Linked DNA regions of Homo sapiens: region 2 is linked to region 1. Evidence: read pairs that join two places in POLR2A ChIA-PET (ENCODE). Cell type or tissue: PC-9. All regions are shown on one strand.

Region 1 (4,000 bases):
TCTGTAAAAGAAGTATGACGGCTGTAGCACTTCTGTAAATTGTAAATCTGTATGAAAATATAAGGTATATTATTATACTCCTAATTTTTTTTTTTCTCCCCCAACTCCAGTCTTGGTCTTCACAACCAGAGGTGGCAAAACTGCTGGTCTGTGGACTGGATGTAGCCTGCTAGGTCCTTAACAGTATTTACATTTTGAGACAATTCACATTAAGAATTTATGACTCCAGGCTGGGTGCGGTGGCTCATGCCTGTAATCCCAGCACTTTGGGAGGCTCAGGTGGGCTGATCACTTGAGGCTGGGAGTTTAAAACCAGCTTGGCCAACATGGAGAAACCTCGTCTCTACCAAAAATACGAAATGTAGCTGGGTGTGGTAGCACATGCCTGTAATCCCAACTACTCAGGAGGCTGAGGCAGGAGAATCACTTGAACCTGAGAGGCGGAGGTTGTAAGTGAGCTGAGATGGCGCCACTGTACTCCGGCCTGGGCGACAGAGTGAGACTGTCTCAGAAAATAGAATTTATGACTCCAGTCTAAGTCCCTACCTTGAACTGAAGAATTGAATGACATCACCTCCCCATTTTATGTCCTCTTTTCTTATTTTGTTTTTCTCCTTGGCAGTTATCACTCTCTAACATACATATTTCACTTGTCTTACCTTTCTCCTGGTTTTCCCTTCCCTTACCAGCTAAAATGTGAGCTCCAGGAGGCAGACGTTCTTGTGTGTTATTACTATTATTTTTTTTTTTGAGACAGCGTCTCCAAAAGTTTGGAGCGTCTCCACAGGCTGGAGTGCAGTGGCACAAGCTCGGCTTACTGTGACCTTGACCTTCCACACTCAAGCAATCCTTCTGTCTCAGCTCCTGGAGTAGCTGGGACTACAGGTGTGGGTCACTGCACCCAGCTAATTTTTGTATTTTTCTTGTACAGATGGGGTCTTGCTATGTTGCCCAGACTGGTCTTGAACTCCTAGGCTCAAATGATCCTCCTGCCTTGGCCTCCCAAAGTGCTGGAATTGCAGGCATGAGCCACCACACCCAGCCTTGTTTTTTTTTTTATTGAACGCTAAACCCACAGGTCCAGAACCGTGCCTGCTGGCACAGAGTAAGTGCTTAGTAAGTGCTTGCTTAATGGTTGAAAAGTGCACTAAATTCAATATTTCTGGTTTTACTTGAAAGAAACAGAATCTCTAACTCTGATTCTCTACTCTCAAATGGCACCAGTTAGAGGTGAGGAGCAGCTGCCCGTCTGAGGGTGCAGATACTCCTCAGTTTGTTGCAGATCTCACCCTCTGTGTTGTATATGTGGCTACAGCGGGAGCAGAGGGCAGGGGTGGAGAAGCAGTCAGTGGAGATGGGGCCTTAACAGACAGGTGGGAACACAAAATGGGACGGAGGCAAGGACATGGCAAGCAGAGGAGATAAGATGTGCTAGCAAATGTGTAAGAGGGTGTGATGGGCCAAGGGTGGCAGGTGGTTGGTGGCAGGCAGAAGAGGGCACTAGAGAAGTGGGCTGGGAAGTTGGGGCTGTGTCTCACAGGGCAGGCCCTGGGAGTCATCAAATTTATTATTAGTATTAGAGGCCAGGCACGGTGGCTCATGCCTGTAATCCCAGCACTTTGGGAGGCCAAGGCGGGCAGATCACTTGAGGTTAGGCCAACATGGTGAAACCCCATCTCTACTAAAAATACCAAAAAAAAATTAGCCAGGTGTGGTGGCAGATGCCTGTAATCCCAGCTACTTGGGAGGGAGGCTAAAGCACAAGAATTGCTTGAACCTCAGAGGCGGAGGTTGCAGCGAGCTGAGGTTACACCCCGCACTCCAGCCTGGACAACAGAGTGAGATTTTGCCTCAAAAAAAAATTATATATATATATATATATGAATTCCTTAAATATAAAAAGATACAAAGAAAACAGGCTGAGCGCGGTGGCTCACACCTGTAATCCCAGCACTTTGGGAGGCCGAGGTGGGTGGATCACCAGAGGTCAGGAGTTCAAGACCAGCCTGGCCAACATGGCGAAACCCCGTCTACTAAAAATACAAAAATTAGCCAGGTGTGATTGCACATGCCTGTAATCCCAGGTACTTGGGAGGCTGAGGCAGGAGAATCTGTTGAACCTGGGGGACGGAGGTTGCAGTGAGCTGAGATCGCACCACTGTCTCCAAAAAAAAAAAAAACAAAAAAAAAAAACAAAAATGACCCGTAACCTCCTTTAACAAATAATCTCTGTAGACACGTTAGAAAATACAGAAAGTAAGAAAATTTACTAAGTCCACAGAGGTTCAAAATGATAGCAAACACCACCTTTCCTATTCATCTTCGTGAAGTTAGCAGCTGCCAACAGTTTGAGTACTTTCAGGAAAATAGATGTCTATATTAACAAGTATAGATTTCTAAAGGTTTATGATTTTTTTTTTTTTTTTTTTTTTTTTTTTTTTTTTTGGGAGATGGAGTCTTACTCTGTAGCCCAGGCTGGAGTGCAGTGGCACGATCTTGGCTCACTGCAAGCTCCGCCTCCCGGGTTCACGCCATTCTCCTGCCTCACCCTCCCGAGTAGCTGGGACTACAGGCGCCCGCCACCACGCACGGCTAATTTTTTGTATTTTTAGTAGAGACGGGGTTTCACTGTGTTAGCCAGGATGGTCTCGATGGGCCCGCCTCGGCCTCCCAAAGTGCTGGGATTACAGACATTAGCCACCGCGCCCAGCTAGGTTTATGATTGTTTTAAGTTTTATTTTCCTTTGGCCCTTGATTCAGGATAATGATTAAAAAAAAATATGATGTGCTCTTCGGAAAAAAATTTCAAATGATACAAGAAGCTTATAATATAAGCACCTAAGCCTTTGTTTGTTTGTTTGTTTGAGACAGAGTCTCATTCTCTCACCCAGGCTGGAGTGCAGTGGCATGATCTCGGCTTACTGCATCCTCCGCCTCCTGGGTTCAAGTGATTCTCCTGCCTCAGCCTCTTGAGTAGCTGGGACTATAGGCATGTGCCACCACGCCTGGCTAATTTTTGTAATTTTATTTTTATTTTGCTTCTTTTTTTTTTTTTTGAGACAGAGTTTTGCTCTTGTTGCCTGGGCTGGAGGGCAGTGGCACGATCTTGCCTCACTGCAACCTCTGCCTTCCGATTCAAGCGATTCTTTGCCTCAGCCTCCTGAGTAAGTGGGATTACAGGTGCCCGCCACCATGCCTGGCTTAAGTTTTGTATTTTCAGTAGACACAGTGTTTTGCCATGTTGGCCAGGCTGGTCTCGAACTCCTGATGTCAGGTGATCCACTTGCCTCGGCCTCCCAAAGTGCTGGGATTACAGGTGTGAGGCACTGCTCCCAGCCGAGCCTAAGTCTCTTTCTACTTCCCTGCATTCCCCAAAGAGATCCATTATAAACAGTTTAGCTTTTTAGACTTGTTTGCGAATATATACATATAAAGCAATTTTGCCTTTTTTTTTTTGAGATAGGGTCTCACTGTATTGCCTAGGCTGGAGTGCAGTGGTGCCGTCACGGCTCACTGAAACCTCTGCCTCCCAGGTTCAAGCGATTCTTGTGCCTTAGCCTCCCGTGTAGCTGGGATCACAGGCGTGTGCCACCATGGCCCAGCTAATTTTTGTAATTTTTAGTAGAGACAGAGTTTTGACACCTTGCCCAAGCTGGTCTTGAACTCCTGAGCCTAAGTGATCTTCCTGTCTTGGCCTCCCAAAGTGTTGGGATTACAGGCATGAGCCACCGCGCCCCGTGTGTTTTATAGAGATGGGGTTTCGCCATGTTGGCCAGGCTTGTCTCGACCTCCTGGGTTCAAGCAGTCCACCTGCCTCGGCTTCCCAAAGTGCTGGATTACAGGCATGAGCCACTGTACCTGGTCTGTATTTACTTTTGAGAGGAATTTAATAGAAATGACTTAGGAATGCAAATGGGATAATGGTTTACTGCTTATGGAATGGCCTTAGGAGGACATTTGTGGAGAGTTCTTACACCCGGCAGGGATTAGACTGGATTAG
Region 2 (4,000 bases), 170 kb before region 1:
ATTACATGCGCCTGCCACTGCACCTGGCTAATTTTTGTATTTTTAGTAGAGACGGGGTTTCACCATCTTGGCCAGGCTGGTCTTGAACTCCTGACCCCGTGATCTACCCACCTCAGCCTCCCAAAGTGCTGGGATTACAGGTGTGAGCCACTACACCTGGCTTTTTTTTTTTTCTTCCCTGAGACAGGGTCTTGCTCTGTTGCCCAGGCTGGAGTGTAGTAACACAATCACAGCTCACTGCAACCTCTGACTCCCAGGCTATAAATCCTCCCACCTCAGCCTCCCAAGCAGTTGGGACTGCAGGCATGTACCACCATGCCCAGCTGATTTTTCCTTTTTTTTTTCTTTGGTAGAGACGGGGTTTCGCCATGTTGCCCCCAGGCTGGTCTTGAACCTCTGGGCTCAAGTGATCCACCCGCCTCAGCCTCCCAAAGTGCTGGCATTAGAGGCGTGAGCCACCATACCTGGCCCAAATTCAACATTTTAAGTACATGAAGTGTATTGTACATCAACTATATCTCATTGAAGCTATGGTAGACCAAAAACCTGACACCTAATAGGCCCTCAGAATACATTTGTTGAAAGGAAGAATGACTATCACTGGTGATCAGGAAGATGCTTCTAGAGGAGAAGATCTAGGACGTCAGATTGTGCTGGGCCTCAAAGGTCAGGCAGAATAATTTAAATGTTGTCCAGGGAAGCCATTTTGGAGTTTTATGATCACAGCCATAATACAATGAAAGCAGTGGTTTAAGAAAACACTTCTGGCAGCAGAGTGCAGGACAGATTGAAAAGGGATGCAAAAAAGAACACTCAAAAGGTGTCACTATGATCTACACATGTATTGATAGGGGCCTGGCCAAAATGATGGTCTAGGCTTGGAAAGGAAGGGACAATATGAAAGGTAATCCAAAGATAGAAATGTCAAGACTTGACTCATTAATGTAGGAGAAGGGGTAAGTACCACTATGGGCTGGACATTGATTTAGCAGTTTGACAAAATTATTCCTGTATTTTTGAAGAAGACTACATATCTCTAAAATATAGGGAATGAAGGAGAGCTTTTTGCCCTTCAAAGTAAACCTATGGCCCAGGCGTGGTGGCTCACCCCTGTGAAAAGAAAGAGGAAAGAAGAAAAGAAACCTATGAAGACTTCAGGAAAGATTACTTTGGATGTACTTCAGTTTCTACTCTGATACTTAGAGCTGTGATTGAATTTGGTACTTCAGTACTTTCCATTTCAATTCTTTTTTCTTTTTTCTTTCTTTTTTTTTTTTTTTTGAGATGGAGTCTCGCTCTGTCGCCAGGCTGGAGTGCAGTGGCACAATCTCGGCTCACTGCAGCCTCCACCTCCCGAGTTCTAGCGATTCTTCTGCCTCAGCCTCTGGAGTAGCTGGGACTACAGGTGCCCGCCACCACACCCAGCTAATTTTTGTATTTTTAGTAGAGACGGGATTTCACCGTGTTGGCCAAGATGGTCTCCATGTGTTGACCTCGTTATTCGCCCGCCTCAGCCTCCCGAAGTGCTGGGATTACAGGTGTGAGCCACCACGCCCGACCTCTCAATTCTTTTTTCAAACCGTTAAACTATTGATGGTACAGACTGGAGGCCAGGATCCTTAAATACTATCCAAGTAGTTTTCCAGAAACTAAGCTAACCCCTCTTACCTTGACTTCCTTAGGAGTGGATTTTCTCAACCTGAAAATCAGAATTTACTGTATTCAGCCCTCCATGTCCTTAGTAGCCGACTGAAACAGGGAGAACACAGCCAGCCTTTGGAGGAACTACTCAGGTGAGTCATAACTACATAGCCAAGATTGTTGTCCCAAGAAACTCCTAGGAACAGGATTGGCAACTTTCTTTAAAATAACCTGGGTGTCTTTCAGTAGTTGTAAAGGAAATTATTTTCAGCTACTCTCCTCATATATGAGCTTTCTCATCTATGTATTCTGATAAATCCTGAAGTATTAGAAACCTTGAATAATCATGCTAAATCTTCATGAATGCATCAGCCCATAAACTCAGCCTTTTCAAGTAATAATGATGAAAACATTGACCATCTGTAATCAACTCTTGATTATCCAGGGACCTACTGTCTCCCAGCAGATTTGGGTAATTAGGCAGCAGCTAGTTATCACTGATAGCCTGTTTCTTTCCCCTTGTCTTGTAGGAAGACCTTATGTGGCTGAGGGGTAGGCAGTGGACAAGGGAGGTGACATGATCTCAGGGGCATGGCTTTCGGCCCCCTCCCCCTTCAGTCAGAGTGACTTGGTCTTTCTCTCACTTCCCTTGGTAACCTAGACCATCACTGGGTCAGCAGTCAGTGCTTATCATCCCTGTCTATAGGTCAGGACCTTATATCTTCTTTTTTTTTTCTTTGAGAGAGAGTCTCACTTTGTCACCCAGGCTGGAGTGATCCCAGCTCACTGCACCCTCCACCTCCTGGGCTCAAGTGATTGTACTGCCTCAGCCTCCCAAGACGCTGGGATTACAGGCGCATGCTGACACACCCTACTAATTTTTATATTTTTGTAGAGATGTTTTCGACATGTGGCCAGGCTGGTCTCTAATTCCTGAGCTCAGGTGATCTGCCTGTCTCAGCCTAGCAAAGTGCTAGGATTACAGGCATAAGTCACCATGCCCGGCCTGTGAACCCAGATTTTACAAATTATTTTCAGTGTATTGCCTAAGGCTTTAAAGAGCAGATAATTTATCTAGGGTTGTACATATTAGCGTGGTGCTTGGGTTTCTCAGCATACATGACCCCTTCAAGGCCAACATTCCATCAGTGGGGCTGTCTTCTGCCCTGGCTTTTTCCATACAAAGGTATGGTTTTCTACCAAGATGCTTGAAGAGGGTTGCTACTAAAGCACCTGAAAATAAGGAGGATTCTGATTAGGCCGTCAAACACTGAAAGGGACTTGGGCACGTCATGTGGATTTAAATATATCTGTGACACATAGGATACTATTGCATTTGTTTGTTTTTCTTGTCTCCTTACAGCCAGAGCGTCCATTACTTGCAGAATTTCCATCAAAGCATTCCCAGTTTCCAGTGTGCTCTTTATCTCATCAGACTTTTGATGGTTATTTTGGAGAAATCAACAGCTTCTGCTCAGAACAAAGAAAAAATTGGTGATGGGCCTAGATCCTTTTTTTTTTTTTTTTTTTAATGAATAGGACTAATATCTCACACTTACAAACTTTGGGCTTCCCAGGACATTTTTACATGTAAATCCCCACATAACCTTGGATAGGCCCTCTTGCTATACCAAGAAGGTCATTTTCCCAGAACAACCTGACTGATTTCTGCTAAAATTGCTTAGTCTGAGTTTGGTTAGACAAGCTGAGTAGATAGTTTTCTCTTTGGCTTAAGTTTAATCATGTTCTTCCTTTTCAAAAAAAAAAAATTTATCTGAGACATTTGACAAAACGAGACATAAATCATGAGGTTAATAAAGTAGGAAATAAAGGAGAAATCAGGGTCAAGTATAAAAGAAATACTGGCCTCTTCCCTGGCCTTTTTCTTTTTTTTTGAGACAGAGTCTCGTTCTGTCACCCAGGCTGGAGTGCAGTGGTGCGATGTTGGCTCACTGCAATCCTCTACCTCCCAGGTTCAAACGATTCTCCTGCCTCAGCCTTTCAAGTAGCTGGGATTACAGGTGCGCACCACCGTGCCCAGCCAATTTTTGTATTTTTAGTGGAGACGGGGTTTCACCATGTTGGTCAGGCTGGTCTCGAACTCCTGACCTCGTGATCCACCTGCCTCAGCCTCCCAAAGTGCTGGGATTACAGACGTGAGCCACTGTGCCCAGCCCTGGCCTCTTTCTTAAACTGTCTTTTATTGTAGCTCTTAGAATGCAGCTCATCCTAGTTGGCAGCACATCAGAAAGCAAGATAAAAATGCAAAACAAACCTTTATTTATCCCTATTGATTAAAAGGGGAAGGTTTGGTCTCAATCTTGGAGGTGACCACTGCTATTGGCCAGCCCAGGAGGAA

Evidence for each region. Peaks named below come from ENCODE experiments on the same cell type or tissue, not always from the same donor. Only the 100,000 strongest peaks of a DNase experiment are listed, where the experiment ranks them.
Region 2: POLR2A ChIA-PET joins it to region 1 with 5 read pairs; 3 of 35 experiments call an interaction of 5 or more read pairs at or near these places.

What each region holds. Positions count from the first base shown.
Region 1 is chr3:10,255,432-10,259,431 of GRCh38, forward strand. All of the region lies in intron 2 of TATDN2 (TatD DNase domain containing 2), which reads left to right. Among named protein-coding and RNA genes, the nearest start is that of TATDN2, 9.0 kb to the left of the region's middle. In PC-9, no CTCF peak of the experiment used is centred here; no DNase peak of the experiment used is centred here.
Region 2 is chr3:10,084,130-10,088,129 of GRCh38, forward strand. It overlaps FANCD2 (FA complementation group D2), which reads left to right. Exons shown (of 44, transcript NM_001018115.3): 33 at 1,683-1,793; 34 at 3,005-3,135. It also overlaps a transcript of FANCD2OS not described here. Among named protein-coding and RNA genes, the nearest start is that of FANCD2OS, 22 kb to the right of the region's middle. In PC-9, no CTCF peak of the experiment used is centred here; a DNase peak (open chromatin) is centred at 1,812; H3K27ac peaks cover 1,807 bases.